Regions from separate parts of the Homo sapiens genome. Here region 2 is linked to region 1. Evidence: chromatin loops called from intact Hi-C (ENCODE). Cell type or tissue: OCI-LY7. All regions are shown on one strand. Links, peaks and the distances in the headings refer to the core of each region. The heading gives the core; the rest is flanking DNA. Region 1 has its middle 6.7 kb from the start of HLA-DRA. Region 2 has its middle 26 kb from the start of HLA-DQB1.

Region 1 (9,297 bases), core at 724-8,723:
GGGCCAGATGAGAGCCTATGGTATCAGTCTGTGCTAAGAGTCTGATCCTATGATTTAAGCTTGTCATCTCCTCTTTTAGAGGCAAAACCATGTATAATTTTCTATGTCTGCCCTTTGCTGGCTGCCATAATGCCTTGTTCTTAAATGGTGCTTGAGAAAAACATGGTAAATTCAAAGACATTTCATATATTATAATAGCATCTTCAATCCAAGTTGTTGCTCAGCAACTTATGACACTGTTTAGTCCTAGAACACTGATTGGTTCTTCTTGTGAGATTACTAAATTTGGGACACTTGAGAAATGACTTTCAGTTCCCTTTCTCTGTGATAGGAGAGAAGTTCCTATTTGGACAGTGCTCATGGTTCTCCGTTTTCTTTCAAACTCTAATTTCCTGTGTGTTTGAGGGAATTTCCAAAGGCACCTGAATGAGGACTTCTTGGTGATGTCAAATGGTGACGAGACACTATAGCCATGAGAATTCAGTCAAGAAATAGGAATCCCTGTAATCAGTCTAAGCAGAACTGAATATATTACAGGGAATTAGCCCTTAAAACTGTTAGGGGGTCTGGAGGAGCACAAGTCACTGCAGACCCCTAATTTTAAAAGATCAGGAACCCACAGGAAGCCTCTGCTGATGTTGCAGATCCTCTAGAGCCCCTAGGAGTAAATGTCTTTAGAACACAAGGCTGCTGCCAAAACTCATGTCTGTGAAACCTGTCCCTGAGATGGCTGTGGCCTAACTTCCACCTCCCAAATCTCATAATACTGAGTTTCACTGGAGAAATGTATTCCATGTTCAGAAACCTGGGGCAGAGCAAGCCTGAGAGATGTAATATTCTTACATCTATTCCCAAAGATACAGACAGGATCAGAGAAGCAAATGGAAATTTTACAAAAATTACTAAATGCAAATATGTGTGTCTATGTTTGTGTGTATATCCACCATAGATCACTCTGGTTCTCCCCACAGTGCCAAGTCTAAAACCAGAGGACATATTCTTCTGGAGAAATAAGTTAGGGCTTTCACACTGGGCCCAGATCAAGTCTGGGACCTCAATACTTCATTTGTTTGTGTGGTTTGAATTCTGAGAACCTCCAGCCCCTTCTTTTAGCTTCCCTTCCACCACCCCCTACCCCCTTTTCCTTCTGCACTAAGGGTCTTCATGGTGTTTTTCTCCTACTAAGGACTTCCTACCAGAGGTGCTGAGGGAATATTGATCTAGGTATTTCCTTCTCAATTCACTACATAAGAAGCTTTTCTTGTGTTACTTTTTCTCATCCTGAGAGGTCACAGAAGCTGGTCTGCTGGAATAGATCCCTATCAGAATAAAAACTGTGAACTGTTGATATCAACAAATGCACTAGGACGTTAACAAATGTGCTAGGGCAGTGGGTTAATGGGCCTTCCTAGCATGTCCTGTGTTAATAGAGGCCTCCACGATGACTGGACTCATCTTTAACCTGGGAGGATGGCAGTTTGAGTTTGATTCATTCTCTCTTCACCTCTACCTGAAACCTGATGCTTTAAAGACCAGAGTTATCTTTATACAGACCTCCTGGGGTGTGAAATTACCCCTCTTTACTTGACTAGTCTTTGTAAATTACAAAATGCATGCAGGTAGGGGTGTGTGTGTGTACGTGTGCACACTTAGAAACTTTGAATCCACATCTCAGAATATTTTCCTGCCGGCCAACTACAAGTTTCATTGCTTTAACTTGAGAACCTGTAGTCAGATTGTTCTATAATTCTCTGTGTTCTTGTCTGTTCTAAATGGCACAAGCTAAGTCTTATAATTGAGAGACTCTGAAGGAAAAGATTAGCTTGACCAATCACCAAAGAAGTCTAAGGGTAGTTGTCTCTAATAGCTGCCCCCATACAGCCAGTCCATGGCTTGATTCACTCACTCAACATCTCCTGTTCCTTAGAAATTCTGGCAATTTGTTTTCAGAGTTCCTTCCATCTCTATCATATTGGCCACTCCGAAGTCAGCACAGAGAATTAGGATATAGGACATTCTGTTGCTCTCATCTTCTCATCTTTGTTCTCATCTTCTGAAAAAACGCATGTCCTCACCTGTGAATCCTTTCTTAGCTATTCTTCCAGGAATAGGGAATGATTTTACTCAATCATCCATGTAAAACAGAGACCAGAAACTTCATTTAGACATTATGTTCTGTTGCATGAGTAAACTATGGAATCTCATCAAGGTCAGAATGATTTTATAGAATTCAGATGTGTTTGTATGCATACGTGTTGTGTGTGTGTGTGTCTGTGTGTTGAAGGAGGAGAATTAGGAAAGTATCAATTTCAATCAATCTAATTCATATAATTTTTTAATTTACTCAATTGTTTAAATACTATTTGATCCTATTCTTTATTTAAGGTACTTTCTTTTGTTTATTTTTTTAAAACATCTGAAGCATACAAATGTAATTGCTAGGTTGGATAAGCACTAAATGGAATCTTTAATCAAACAAAAACTCATTGTGCCTGCTCTTGCCTCTTTAGAGAATTTCATTAGAGATGCTATTCCCCTGCGCTTGGGTAGGAATTATAGCATACTTCATGAATTATTTTCTTGATTCTAATTAATATGCTATTCTACAATTCCCTTAAATTGCACAAGTATATCTTAGTTCAGCAATTAGATTGTTTGGTACTATATAATAATTGAAAGTCCCAACTTGATTTAATATAAATCTCTTTCTATCCCTGTGTAAATTGTTGAAGGCAGGAATGAGTGTGGTTCTCCTTCCTTCTTACGTTCTACTGGCACTTTGAGGCCATAGCTCATCTAGGGTAGGTTCAGGGAAGGGGAGGAAGAGAAAAAGACCAGAAACGTCTTACTGGAAATGAAATATTTGTGTTCTCTGAGCCTGGATGATGTTCCAAGTAAAGCTTTTCTCTTGTGCAAGGTTTGGTAGGCTCTTCAGATTCCTTCATGGCCCGTGTCTGGTGTGTAGGGGACACTAAAACATTCTTTGTGTCCACAAACTCTGGGAGTGTGACCATTCCCAATGCATCACAGTTTCCAAGATCCAATACCAACTAGTCCATATACCCTGCCCTTTAGGATTCTGATGGAAGCAGAAGCCAATCCTATCATCTTCAACCACCCAACTTCATATCAAGTAGAGGAAACTCTTGGTCCCCCTAGAAAACAATTTCACTAAATTCCAGGCAAGTAAGTTGGTCCCTTTCCCACATACGCTGGGAGTAGATGATAGAATTCATAGTAAAGAGCAGATCTATTCAAGGATATCACAAATCTGCTTCATCCTATACTCTCTGACCACCCTTTGGTCAGTAGAGAGACAATAACAGAAACTTGTTTGTCCCATCATTCCTTATTTACTTATTTATTTTATTCTACTTTAAGTTCTGGGATACATGTGCAGAACATGCAGGTTTGTTACATAGGTATACATGTGCCGTGGTGGTTTTCTGCTCCCATCAACCCGTCATCTAGGTTTTAAGCTCCTCAAGCACTAGGTATTTGTCCTAATGCTCTCCTCCCCTTGCCCCCCACCCCCCCAACAGGCCCCTGTGTCCATGTGTTCTCATTGTTCAACTCCCACTTATGAGTGAGAAAATTCAGTGTTTGGTTTTCTGTTCCTGTGTTATTTTGCTGAGAATGATGGTTTCCAGCTTCATCCATGTCCCTGCAAAGGACATGAACTCATTCTTTTTCATGGCTGCATAGTATTCCATGGTGTATATGTGGCACATTTGCTTTATCCACTCTATCTTTGATGTGTTTTCCCCATCATTTCTTTATGAATTCTGCAAAAGAGGTGAACAACAGTGTCGCATGTCCATAAACAGATATCTGTGTTAATGGCCTCTTAGCTGATACTGAGGAAAGACCACAAACATTGAAAACAAAACAACAAACATATGAAAAAGTATAAATCATGGTCATTGTCTGTTACTGGTCACATAGACATAATTATAACACGGTTTAGGAAATGGAGGCAGAACTGGCCATTTCAGCTGTGTTTCCTAGTCCAGTTTTCTTACAAGGTAATGGAGAAGAGTGTGCATATAACATGTTTTTTGTTAGATTAAGCATCACTCTGTTAAGGAATAAACTTGAGTTACTTTCAATCACTTTTAAGGATGCTGCTCTTTTTCCCAAAGTAAAATTGATATTTGAGGCCTCAGTAAGTTCCATGTTATGTCCAATTATTTAGCATTACAGTGTCTGTCTGCTTCCAAGTGACTAAAGACTTTTACTCTTGGCCATGTGCCACATAACTGAAGATTATTCTTTCAGGTGAAAGTGGCAGGATTTCTATAAGACCCTTAAGAGGCTTTTCCTTTAGTTAGAAGGGAATTTAGGGACTGGAGTTCTGAGAACTGGCCATGTCCAGACAATAGTGCCCCCAAACGACAGTCATTTCTGCCACCTTTTCTCTGGACATATGCAGCATTGTTTGGAAATCTTTTTTCATTAAGCATGATCTGTGCTCATTTCTGAAGATCATAAGAATGTCTATGTAGCAGTCTTTTTCTACTCTTAATTCTTTTCTAAAAGGTATAATTGAGAGTAAGAAACAAAAAACTAGAAGATGGTTTATTTAAGGTACATGGTTAGCAATCATAGTAAAGGAGCTGAGTTCTAAACATGTAAAACACTTACTGTAGTGAAGTTAGGAAGACAAGGAGTGTGAAGATGAGAAGTTAGAAGTGTGGAGAAGGAATCACTAGAGCCTCCTGATAAGAAAGATGGTAGAAAATGATTTTTTAAAGTACTTAAGTAGGTAAGATTTCAAATCCAAATGTCGTGAATGAGTGAAGGAAATTTTCACAAAAAAATAGAAGTCATGAGAAGAAGGTGGCTCTTGTTCACACTAAGTATAGCATGGGTCAAGCACAGAATGTAAGAGGGGAATTAGTTCTCACAATAAAATAGAAGAGAATATAAGTGGCTAAATGGCATCTAAAAAATAAACCATTCCAAGACTTAAGCTAATACAGATGGTCTCTGACTTATAATTTGGCTTATGATTGTTCAACTTTATGATGGGTTTATTGGTGTATTAAATGCATTTTCAGCTTAAGATATTTTCAAGTTATAATGGGTTTATTGGGACATAACCCTATTGTTAAGTTGGAGAGCATCTGTACACGAGCAGTGGTCCATGCTGCAAAATGTTTTTTAAAAACCAATAGTGAGGATAGAGAATAAACTATTTTAGGTTTCTGAGATTACTTAGGAACTTTGAACCTTTAAGGTAGAAAGAAAGGTGAGAAATATGCCAGAAGACTGTTACTGCTTTCACTGAAATTCTTTTTTGGGGTCCAGTTTCTTTTTACCAATTGAAAATACTACTGCTATGACTATGACACTAAAGCTTACTTATATTTATTAGATAATAGTTGTATTTCCATTTTACCTGAGAAAACTGGGTTTAAAGAAATCTAGTCTTTTGGTCAAGGGCTTACTTAGAAAGTGGCAACTGTGATTTTCTAAATCAAGTCTCTATCTCTGTAGCCAATAATATGTGGAGTCCAAGAACCAGTCCACTCAAAACACTAAAACCACTCATACCACAAACATGTCCTTGGGTAGGGATGACGGTTGGTTTTTTCTTGTATACTATGTTTATATGTGACTATTTCAAAAGTTCTCAGGACACATATTTTTCCCTTGATTTTCTAATTTATAGTATAACTGGGACTAGGTTTCCCTCTTGTGGTCAACAGTGTTTAATTCTTCATAAGTGTTTTTGACATTGAGTATTCAGACACCTTATGAAAGATCAAGGATTTCTTAAGTCAGGATGCTTCAACTAATTTTTTTCTTATGTGCATACTCAAAGTGTGTTTGATTTAATTAGGTCACTTAAATGGTTTGTAATTTTATTTATAAAATTACTTATAAAATATTTAAAACTTATAAAAATATTTAAAGTCTTTTTATAAGTATTACCATGCCTTTTTTGAATAAGCACACAAAATATAGGATGTACTTCTTTTAAATAATTTGAAGGTTGAAATAATGTCTTAAAACGGACAAAATTAACTGTATTTCATTTTGAATCTTGTGGATAAATGCTTTATAACACCCTTTCTACTTCTCCATGATGTATTTAATCTTAGGCTAATTTTCTAGCTGTTTTCTGGAAACCTGATGGAGGAAGAATGTCAGCTGGATTTTTAGACAACATTGCTTATGGCACAAATGGCTTCTGGTTGGCATTTTGTATCTTTACTGGGAAGAATATTTCATGAACCGTAACAAATGACGGGGACCCATAGTTTGGGTATTTCCAAATGCAGTGACCCTTGTAACTGAGCATGCCCTTTACAGGGACTCTGGAAGCTGTGCCCATGGGTTTGTTATAAGAGGTACTAGCTCGTAGATGACATGAGGATTCTAAGCTAGGGTGGACACAACTTCCACAGGTGTAAATTCAGCTCCTTGTACCTGAGTTGTCACTTGGGGGATGGGGGCAGAGGATGAAACTAGCACCTGGAATAAATTATAGACTGTTTCAAGAACTTCTCCCACTGAAGAAAAAGACCTGATTCAGCACTTTGGCATACTTTGACTCCTGTCTAATATCCTTCTAAGTGAATCTGAGAGCCAGGTGTGGCCTATGGTAAAAACTTGAATATGAGTATTTAGTTAAACCTGAGAATACTCCCTGCCCCCGGGTATTGATACATCGGCAATTTTCATTTTATGTCTTTTTTTATGTGTATATGTCATATGGTATATGTGTATACATAGGAGATACACACACACACACGCACATTTCCCATATTTTGGGAAAAAATTTGCATATTTTTATGGCTTTAACATAATTAATAGTTTTAGTCTTGTTTTATTTTTGTTACCAAATTAACTTAACTCTAAGGATACATTATATGTTTATTTAAGGATCTAAGGATAGAGGTATAATATTTTAATATATGACAAAAACATATTTTAAAAAATATGGTGAGAGATTTCTGGTTCTAAGACAAGATGAAGTAGGTACAATTCTTCCTATTCCTCCTGCTAAGTACAGCTACAGACAGACATAAAAAGCCCTTGAATGATGGAGAGGAGAAGCAGGTTGGCCTCAGACCATGGGATTGGGGAATGACAGAGTGGTGAGTTTCATAGGTCTTCTTTCTGCCTAATATATCCAGGAATGAGTGCTGGAGAAACTGGAAAACAGGAAACATCAGTAGTCACAGACAAAAATATCCTAAGGAAAGCATGTTTCTCTATCCAAGGGAACAAGAAAGAGCAGCCTACCAGGCAGATAACTGACAGTAACCGCACTACTCCAGTCAAATACAGAAAAATCAGGGGCTTCCATCCCGCCTCAGTCAGCAAACACTGAGTGAGGAGCTTTGTCTTATCCCATTGCCTGGCGATAATGAGACACTACCTAGACCCATCAGGCTTATGTCAGAGGAAGCCAACTGGGGACCTAGGACTTTTGCCCCTGCCTATCAGTAATCAGCCACCTCCACACTGTGGTGTTAGTGAAGCCCATGTGAAGAGCCTGGACTTCCACCTGCCCTGTTGCAAGGAAGCACTCCTCACCCACTTTGCCAAGGTGTTGTCAGAGGAGGCCAAGTAGAAAGCTGGGACTTTCACCACTGTCCAGGTGTAAGGAGGCACTTCTCCCTTCCTGGTGTCAGTAGAGGCCATGTGGGAGCGCTGATGAGACCCTCTCCCTCCCAGTCAGGATTCTGTAAGTGGAGGCCTAGTGGGGAGCCTGAGTTTCTATACCCAGCCTGCAGCCACAAGGCACCCCTGCCAGAGAGCCTTCAGTTCTAAGTTCACCAGGAATTGAACCTGTCAGCATCTTGATCTTGGACTTCCCAGCCTCCAGGACTGTGAGAAACACAGAGGGTCCTCCTACAGCATTGTTTTGTTCAACGTTTTGTTACAATGTTGGTGAGAAAATAAATAGGTTCCTGGCCAGGGCCACTGTCCATGAGGAGTTTGTGTGTTCTCCCCACGTCCGCATGGGTTTTCTTTGTGTATTTGAGTTTTATCCCACATCCCAAAGACATGCATGTTAGGTTAATTGGTGAGTCTAAATTGTCCCAGCAGAGTGACTTTGTGTGTATGTGTGTGTGTGTCTGCATCCCACAATGGATGGGATGGCATCCTATACAAGGTTGGTTCCTCTCTTGTCCTTGAGCTGCCGGGATAGGCTCCAGTCATCCATGACCTTGAACTGGAATAAGCAGGTTGGAAAATGAATAAGCGAATGAATAGAAATGTTTCTAAAATAAAAATTTGTAAAGTACATGATATTCATACAACTGTACAATAGTAAACAATGGGGTACAAAAGTACTCAGTGAGTTCAACGTATTTGTTCTTCTTTGTGTTTGAGCTGTGTGGTGGCAGGAGGTGCTCCTTACCATTTTCATTTTACAAACATTTGTTCCTTAATGTAACCCACCACCACTGTGACCACCATCACTCACTAATTCACCAAAAACTGGATAATTAATTATCTTACTTGTTATTATAAACCTACCTTAAATGTATATATAGTTCCCATTTATTTTAATGTTTAATATTAGAAGTGTTCTGAGTCTTTATTTAGGAGTTTGGTGATGTGTTTGTGACCAGAAATAAGCCACAGGAACTTAAATCTTGTTCGCATCAATTAGCCCAGGGGTTCCCAACCCCTGGGCCACAGACCACTAATGGCCTGCTGTCAGATCGGCAGAGGCATTGGATTCTCACAGGAGTGCAAACCTTTGTGAACTGTATTGTGGACTGCCCATGCGAGGGATCTAGGTTGTGCCATCCCACTCCCTGCCACCGCTAGTCCCCAACCCCCATCCATGGCAAAATTTTCTTCCACAAAACCAGTCCCTGGTGCCAAAAATGTTGGGGATCGCTGAATTAGCCTATGGTCAAATTAGTTTTATTATATGTCATTTTGCTTAAAGTCACAGCTTCTAAGAACCTATTGATGATGTTAAGTGAGGACTTTCAGTAAATGTCTGTTGTTTAATCTACTCCATCTGAGTGTCAATGGAGCCAAGTAGAGGACATGGAATTTCACATCATCTGGCAGTTTTGGGGTGAGAGTTACATATTTAAGTCAGTAGATTTTAAGTAAAGTACATTGCCCTCCATAACTGGGTTCCCCTCATTTAATCAGTTGAATGCCTGATTAGCATAAGAGGGAACTCTCCAACAGATTGTCTCAGACTCCATCTGCAATCCTGGCTCTTCCTGGTTCCACAGCAGACTACCTTTGGGCTCAAACTGCAACTCTGTCCCAGTCTCCTCCACTGCTGGCCTCTTCCATCAGAATTTGGAC
Region 2 (9,297 bases), core at 846-8,845, 260 kb before region 1:
TTAGAGCAGAACTGAAATCCTGAATAATGGTTCTCTCCATGTAGCAGGCAGAGAATGTGACTAGTGGAAAACAGAGGTTTATGTAAACAAAAGCAGCCTAGATTTGGACATAAAATTCATCAATTAATGTATCCATTCATTTGTCAAATAATTATTTAGCTCCTACTAAGTGCTATGTACTATTCCAGATAAAATAGTCAGCAAGGTAAAAATGTCCCTACCTTTATGAGTTTTAATTCTAGCAGGAAAGAAAAAATAATCACATAATATACAGATATGCAGTATTAGGTGGTGATTCTTGCTATGAAGATACAAATGAAGAAAGCTGAGTAAGGGGATAGAGAAACAAGGGCTTACCAGTAGTAAATTTCCATGCAAACAGTGGCAGGCTAATTTCAAAATCAGAAATATTTTATTATAGTTTTTCTTGGGTTATTAGTGTCAGACATAAGAAAAGTGCAGTAGATTTACTACCACAGATTTTTGCACTTGTACTTATTTTGAATGAAATGTACTGTCAAAGAACGAAGCAGATGGACTGGGCTTATATCCTGTCTCCTTGTAGTAGAGAATATTGAGTCTGATGTGCAGACCAGCAGATCCTTTGTGTATCACCTGCACCACTCCCTCATCCCCTCCATAAGCTCACATCAGGAGTAACTATGTTCATGTACTGTAATGTGAACTCATCCCCTGGCAACACTTTAGTGGTGTACAGTAAGCAACTGACTGGTCTAGGAAAAGAAGCCCTAGGGCAAAGGAGAGATGAATTGAGAACATCTTGGCAGGGACCATTTTGTACTATGTGAATCTGAAAGCAGAGATATATAAAATAATGAAGATGACAGGCAGAGAAAATTAGAGATAAGAAATATACAGAGGATTTCTTGTATAACACACAGTGTACTATCCTTAGATCAATCCTTTTACATATCTTCTTTGGCTTCTGTGAGTTAGCCCTTTGTTATGATAACAAATTTTATCTTTTTGATCAATCTAACTCAGGCACTTGTGTTCCCCATGATGACATGCTCTCACGATGGCTCTGATTTATTTAACATACAGAGGAAGATCATGAGTGTGGATTTCCGAAATGCAGTCAGTGGACTCAATTACTGTTTGTTGAGTCCATGAGCAGATGTGACTAACAAAGATCTGTGCATATGGGGATTGAAGGGTTTTTTTTGTTTTTGGATAGAGTTGGTGAAGAAATTAAATGAAAGTATACGATATTCCATGGCCAAGAATTTCAAATAATAAAGTGTTTATATGAGATGTTTGGGCTTTAATATGGGAAGTATGTATATGGGATGTGTGGGCTCTAATTTGTTTAAATTGTGTTTATTACTAATATTTGTGGACACATAGTAAGTGTATATATGTATCAGGTACATGAGATGTTTTGAAAAAAAGGATGCAATGTGAAATCAGTAAATCATGAAGAATGGGCATCCATACCCTCAAGCATTTATCCATTGAGTTGCAAACAATCCAGTTACACTCTTGAAGTTATTTTAAATGTATAGTTACTATTTACTATAGTCACCCTGTTGTGCTATCAAATAGTAGATCTTGTTCATTCTTTCCAATTTTTTCCCATTAACCATCCCCATATCCCTCCCTCCCTGATCCCCCACTACCTTTCCAACCTCTGGTAATCATCCTTCTACTCTCTATGTTCATAAATCCAATCATTTTAATTGTTAGATCCTACAAATAACTAAGAACATGCGATATTTGTCTTTCTGTGCCTAGCTTATTTCACTTATGGAACTGCCATGCCTGTTGTTGCAAATGACTGGATCTCATTCTTTTTTATGGCTGAATAGTACTCCATTATATATATGTACCACATTTTCTTTATCCATTCAACTGTTGATGGATACTTTGATATACTGACTTTTTTTTTCTTTTCAGTGTATACCCAGCAGTGGGATTGCTGGATCATATGAGAGCTCAATTTTTAGTTTTTTGAAGAACCTCCAAATTGTTCTCCATAGTAGTTGTACTAATTTACGTTCCCACCAATAGTGTCCAAGTGTTCTTTATTTCACATCCTTCCCAGCATTTGCTATTGCCTGTCTTTTCGATATCAGCCATTTTTAACTGGAGTGAGATGATACCTCATTGTAGTTTTGATTTGCATTTCTCTGATGATCAATGATGTTGAGCACCTTTTCATATGCCTGTTTGTCATTTGTATGTCTTATTTTGAGAAACATCTATTCAAATCTTTTGCCCAACTTTTGATTGGATTATTAGTTTTTTCCTATAGAGTTGTTTGAATCCTTATATATTCTGGTTATTCATCCCTCATCAGATGGGTAGTTTGGAGATATTTTCTTCCATTCTGTGGGTTGTCTCTTCACTTTGTTGATTGTATCCTTTGTGTTCAGAAGCTTTTTAACTTGATGTAATCCCATTTCTCCATTGGTGCTTTGGTTGCTTGTGTTTGTAGAGTATCACTCAGGAAATTTTTGCCTAGACCAATGTCCTGGAGATTTTCCCTAATGTTTTCTTGTAGTAGTTTCATGGTTTGAGGTCTTAGATTTAAGTCCTTAATCCATTTTGATTTGATTTTTGTATATGATGAGAGAAACGAGTCTAGTTTTATTCTTCTGCATATGAATATCCAGTTTTCCCAGCATCACTTATTGCAGAGACTGTCTTTTCCCCAGTGTATGTTTTTGGCACTTTTGTCAAAAATGAGTGCACTGTAGGCTTGTGGATTTGCTTCTGGGTTCTCTAGTCCATTCCACTGGTCTATACGTCTGTTTTTATGCCAGTACCATGCTGTTTTGGTTACCATAGCTCTGTAGCATAATTTGAAGTCAGTAATGTGATTCTTCTAGTTTTATTCTTTTTGCTTAGGATGGCTTTAGCTATTCTGAGTCTTGTGGTTCCATATAATTTTAAGATTTTTTTCCATTTCTGTGAGAAATGTCATTGGTTGTTTGATAGTGATTGTGTTGAATCTGTAGATTGCTTTGGGTAGTATGGACATTTTAACACTATTGATTCTTCCAAGCCATGAACATGGAACATGTTTCCTTTTTTTATTATAAAAAAATTTCTTGTATTATAGAGATTTCTTATTCTCAATTTCCTTTATTATAGAATTATAATAGAATACAGAATTTATTATAAAAAATTCTTTTATTATAGAGATTTCTTATTCCTCAATTTCTTTTATTATAGAGATTTTTCACTTCATTGGTCAAGTTAATTCCTAGGTATTTCATTTTGTGTGTGGCTATTTTAAATAGAATTACTTTTTAAATTTCTTTTTCACATTGTTCACTATTGGCATATAGAAATTCTACTGATTTTATGTGCTGATTTTCTATCCTGGAACTTTATTGAATTTATCAGTTCTAATAGTATTCTTGTGGAGTCTTTAAGTTTTTATAAATATAGGAGCATATCCTCTGCAAACAAGGATAATTTGACTTCTTCCTTTTAAATTTGGATGCCATTTATATCTTTCTCTTGTCTAATTGCTCTAGCTAGGACTTCCAGTACTATGTTGAATAACAGTGGTGACAGTGGCATCCTTGTCATGTTCCAGATCTTAGAAAAAAGACTTTCAGTTTTTCCCCATTCAGTATGATACTAGCTGTGGGTCTGTCATATATGGCTTTTATTATGTTGAAGTATGTTCTTTATATCCCCAGTTTTTGAGAATTTTTAACATGAAATGATGTTAAATTTTATCAAATGCTTTTTTCAGCATCAATTAAAATGAACATTTTATTTTTATCTTCATTGTGTTGATGTGATGTATCACGTTAATTTGTGTATGTTGAACCATCCTTGCATCCCAGCGATAAATCCCACTTGATTGTTATGAGTGATCTTTCTGATGTATTGTTTAATTCAGTTTACTAATATTTTGTTGAGGATTTTTGCATCAATATTCATCAGAGATATTGGCCTACAGGTTTTTTTTATGTGTCTTTGTCTGGTTTTGGTATCAAGGTAATACTGGGCTCATAGAATGAGTTTAGAAGTATTCCCTCATAAAATACTTGTAGAAGTATTCCCTCCTTCTCTATTTTTTGGAATAATTTGAGTAGGATTGGTATTAGTTCTTCTTTGAATGTTTGGTAGCATTCAGCAGTGAAGTCATCAGGTCCTGGAATTTATTTACTGGTAGACTGTTTATTGTGACTTTGATCTTGTTGTTATTGATCTTTTTAGGTTTTGAGTTATTTCCTGTTTTAATCTTGGTAGGTTGCATGTGTCTAGGACTTTGTCCATTTCTTCTAGGTTTTCCAATTTATAGCATATAGTTGCTCATAGTAGCCACTAATGATCCTTTGAATTTCTGCAGTATCAGTTGTAATGTCTCCTTTTCCATTTATGATTTTATTTATCTGGATCTTCTCTCTTTTTTTCTTAGTTTGTCTTGCTAAAGGTTTGTCAATTTTGTTTAACTTTTCAAAAAAGCAAATTTTTGTTTCATAGATCTTTTGTATTTTTTTCAATTTCATTTATTTCCACTCTGATCTTTACTTTTTCTTTTCTTCAACTAATTTTTGCTTTGGTTTCCTCTTGCTTTTCTAGTTTTTAAGATGCATCATTAGATTGCTAATTTAAAGTTTCTCCTTTTCTGATGTAGGCACTTATAGCTATAAACTTCCTCCTTATTACTGCTTTTGCTGTATCCCATGGGTTTTGGTATGTTGTGTTTTCATTGTCATTTGTTTCAATAAATGTTTCAATTTCCCTCTTAATTTCTTCATTGACCCACTGGTCATTCAGGAGCATATTGTTTAATTTCCATGTATTTTTATAGTTTCCCAAATTTCTCTTCTTATTAATTTCCAGTTTTATTCAACTGGGTTCAGAGAAGATGCTTGAGCAATTTGAGAGGCCAAGGTGGGAGGATTGCTTGAGCTCAGGAGTATGAAACCAGCCTAGGCAACATAGGGAGACCCAGAAGCAGTTCAAATGGGATTGAAAACCATGTACCTGTTGCCTGGACTGTAGAGGGCGTTGCAAGCCTGGTGGAGGTGAGCAAAGGGAGAGATTAGATAAAGCTGAGTACCCAACTTCCAGAGTTGCATATATCATTGAGACCAATAGTTCCACATACAGATTTCATTTAACATCTGTATTTTTAAAGTCAATCACAATAGACTTGTCAGACCATCTTAGAATTATAACCAAGAACAGAAGAAAACAAGATCACTTTTATTGTATTTTAGAACCTTGGGTGACAGTTGATATTGGGAGGGCTTCAAAGCTATAAATGTAGATATAAATAAAAACATAAACAGATTTAGAGGTTTTAGATCACAGTGAATGTGCTAATTTGTAACTCCTTTTAAATTTAACATATGGTAAACAACTCTATTTTGTCATTAAATATCTTTCTAAAACATTGTTTTGAAGGACTGTATATAATTGTGTCATAGTTTGTTACCTAATTATTTAAATTTTGAGGCCAGGTGCAGTGGCTCACACCTGTAATCCCAGCACTTTGGGAGGCCGAGGAGGGCAGATCACCTGAGGTCAGGAGTTCGAGACCAGCCTGGCCACATGGTGAAACCCCGTCTCTACTAAAAATACAAAAATTAGCCAAGCATGGTGGCAGGTGCCTGTAATCCTAGCTACTCGGGAGGCTGAGGAAGGAGAATCGCTTGAACCCAAGAGGCGGAGGTTGCAGTGAGCTGAGATCAAGCCATTGCACTCCAGCCTGGGGGACAAAAGCAAGACTTTGTCTCAAAAAAAAAAATTTTTTTTTTTTTTTGAGTACAGATGGGAATTGACTGAAAGCATTTTTACTGAATTGTTGGTTCTCAACTCCCCTCCTACTCCTACATCTTGGCTCTACTTCCCAACTACAAAATGGAAAGTTTCCTTTTTGGATATATGAGTACACAAAAAAGGAGAATCTTCACATTATGGTGTGTCCAGTCTCTTTTTACATTCCATTTTGTTTTTATTTTATAGAGGTAATATTTTTATAGCCTCATGTAGATTTTTTCATTTTAGTTTGTAAAAAAGAACAATGAGAACACTTGGACACAGGAAGGGGAACATCACACACATGGGGGCCTGTTGTGGGGAGGGGGGAGGAGGGAGGGATAGCATTAGGAGATATACTTAATGTAAATGATGAGTTAATGGGTGCAGCACACCAACATGGCACATGTATACATATGTAACAAACCTGCACGTTGTGTACATGTACCCTAGAACTTAAAGTATAATAAAACATATATATTAAAAAAATAATAAATAAATAAATAAGTCAGCCACTGCACCTGGACAACTATTCTGCTCAAAAAAAAAAAATAAAAAAGTAAACTTAAAGAAAACTTGCAATAAGAATAGTATTTTGTACTTATATATTTTTTTTCCTGAAATTGCACTCATCAGAACTCTTTATCCTTAAGTACTTCAGTGTGTATTTCCTAAGAAAAGGATACATTCTTGTACATAACCAGAATATAGCTACCAACTTCATTAAATTTAATTTTAATAATCTAAACTGTTTGAATTCTCATTGTCATATGAATTTTGTTTGAAAATACAAGCCCAAAATTACACTCCCATCTCTGAACATGTCATGTTTCTTAAATCATTTATGTCTTTATGCTGCATGGTAAATTTTTGTAATTAAAACACTGTATTTTTTTGTGGAATTTATTCCTTACAATTTTATATTTCTACCGGCAGTTTGAATGGTAATTTATCCTACATTCTCTCACCCTTCCCATCTCCCCCTGCTACTATATATTTTATTTGTGCTTCTTAGTAGCTTGGACTGCCAGAGACAAGTGACTCTGCCTCATCATATGCTTCTCATTGGTTGGAGAGATACATATTCATTACTATTAGTTATTTCTTCTAACCAGAGCTTCTGCAAAGCCCCTTTATCATTATCCTTTCTCTTCAATCACAATCTTGCCTAGTAACCTTTTCCATACCCAGATAGTTCCTTTCCTCCTGCAAGAACTAAGCGTATGTAAGTCTTCTCATTTGTTACCTAGTTCACTTTTCTTCACATGTGAGGATCCTGGATACTATTAAGATGCCTTCACTACTGACTGGATCTTGGAAAAATATGCTTTGTTTCCCTACAAAATATATTTTCTTTTAAGCTCTCAGAGTAAATTTTGAAACGAGCTACCCATAGATTAGTCCTCTGGTATTAACTAGTATTGTTATTCTGGCTGTAAAAGATAACTGTTCAAACTATTTACAGGTTAGATTATCCAGGGGATATAGTTTAGAGCACCCATATAATTTTTTTTTCAACAGATTACTTGATTTAAAAAGAACCTATCAAGTTAATGTTTTGAAGAAATTGATAATTTCTTTTAGAGGTTTCTCTGAAAAAATACAAGCAGTCCATATTAACAGGCTGGGTCTAGAGTTATATAGTCTGAGCGAGGACATGGGATGTTGAGTTGAGTCCAGAGACAGGCCATATGCAGCGAACCAGAACAATGTTTCAAAATCTGCAAATGGCTGAATCTGGGTATTTCCTGTGTGAAGGGGATGCCAGAAATGAGCAACCAAAACCTTAACAGAGACTGAAAACACATCCCAAAGTAGGAGGCAAAATACATCCACCTTCCAGGCAGCATACCCAGGCCTGATACACGTTAGAATGGGTTCTAGACATGTGACAACAGGATAAAAAAGTCAGTAAAATCATGGGAAAGATTAAAGTGAAAAATATTATAATATAAAGTCCACACATCTCATTAATTTTAGTAACTGCAAATAGACTAAACTTGTGACCAGAAGACAGAGACTGACAAATTGAATGCAAAAACATAAATTCAGGTTATACTGTTTACAAGACACATACCTAAAGCATAAAAGTCATTTCAGAGATTAAGTGTAAAACATAGAAAGGACATATTATGCAAAAACTAATTCTAAGAAATGGTGTTTATTTATTAATGTCAAAAACAAATTTTAAGGAAAAAGATATCGTAGGACAGAAAGACTGATATAATGATAAACATTCACCTAGTCAAGGAAAACAAAGGCTGGGCACAGGGGCTCACACCTGTAATCCCAGCACTTTGGGAGGCTGAGGCAGGTGGACCGCTTGAGCTTATGATTTCAAGACCAGTCTAGGCAACATGGCTAAAACCTGTCTCTGCAAAAAACAAAAATTAGCTGGGCATGGTGGCGCGTGTCTGTAATCCCAGCTACTTGGAAGGCAGAGGTGGGAGGATGGCTTGAGTCCAGGAGGTGTAGGTTGCAGTGAGCCGAGATTGCACCACTGCACTCCAGCCTGGGCGATAGAGCCAGACTTTGTCTAAAAAAAGAAAGAAAAGAAAAGGAAAACATAGCAACTATAAATATAGGTGCATCTAATAAAATATCCTCAAAGACATGAATCAAAATTGATATACTATTTAGGTAGAAAGCAATAAATCTACCATTTATAGTATGATATTTTAATATATGTTTCTGGGTTCTTTATAAGTCAAGAAGGCAAAAGTAGGATATAAAAGATCTAAACAACACAATTAGTAAGCTTGACCTAATAGACTTGAATATATTATAAAGTTATTGTCTATGTTCTCATCTATGTGAACTGGTAGATTCACCAGCACCTATTACATTAATTTTAATTTTAATTTTAATTTTTTTTGAAACAGAGTCTTGCTTAATAGCCCAGGCTGAAATGCAGTGGTGCGATCTCAGCTCACTGCAACCTCCACCTCTCAGGTTCAAGCGATTCTCCTGCCTCAGTCTCCTGAGTAGCTGGGACTAAGGTGCATACCACCATACCCTGGTAATTTTGTATTTTTTTAGTAGAGACAGGGTTTCACCATGTTGGCCAGGCTGGTCTCAAACTCCTGACTTCAGGTGATTCACCTGCCTTGCCTCCCAAAGTGCTGGGATTACAGTTGTGAGCCACCGCGCCCAGCCAGTTTATTATTTTTAATGTTTTTTAATGTAATGTAATGTAATTAATATAATAGGCACTGGTGAATAGGCACTGGTGAATCTACCACCTGGCACATAGATGAGAACATAGACAATAACTTTATAATATATTTGAGTCTATTAGGTTAAGCTTACTAATTGTGTTGTTTAGATCTTTTATATCCTACTTTTGCCTTCTTGACTTATAAAGAACCTAGAAACATATATTAAAATATCATACCATAAATGGTAGATTTATTGCTTTCTACCTAAATATTATATCAATTTTGATTCATGTCTTTGAGGATATTTTATTAGATGCACCTATATTTATAGTTGCTATGGACCTCAGTCATATGTGGAAATGAATTCTGCCAACAGGCAGTGAGCTTG

Evidence for each region. Peaks named below come from ENCODE experiments on the same cell type or tissue, not always from the same donor. Only the 100,000 strongest peaks of a DNase experiment are listed, where the experiment ranks them.
Region 2: it touches region 1 in a loop (7-fold over the local background); 85 of 110 quality-filtered maps call a loop at or near these places.

The regions. Positions count from the first base shown.
Region 1 is chr6:32,428,580-32,437,876 of GRCh38, reverse strand. No RefSeq gene overlaps it. Among named protein-coding and RNA genes, the nearest start is that of HLA-DRA, 6.7 kb to the left of the region's middle. In OCI-LY7, for the core only: CTCF peaks have their summits at 5,475 and 5,675 (motif pointing left); a DNase peak (open chromatin) is centred at 5,706; H3K4me3 peaks cover 677 bases; H3K27ac peaks cover 1,149 bases.
Region 2 is chr6:32,687,918-32,697,214 of GRCh38, reverse strand. No RefSeq gene overlaps it. Among named protein-coding and RNA genes, the nearest start is that of HLA-DQB1, 26 kb to the right of the region's middle. In OCI-LY7, for the core only: a CTCF peak has its summit at 4,995 (motif pointing right); DNase peaks (open chromatin) are centred at 4,994 and 6,794; H3K27ac peaks cover 1,825 bases.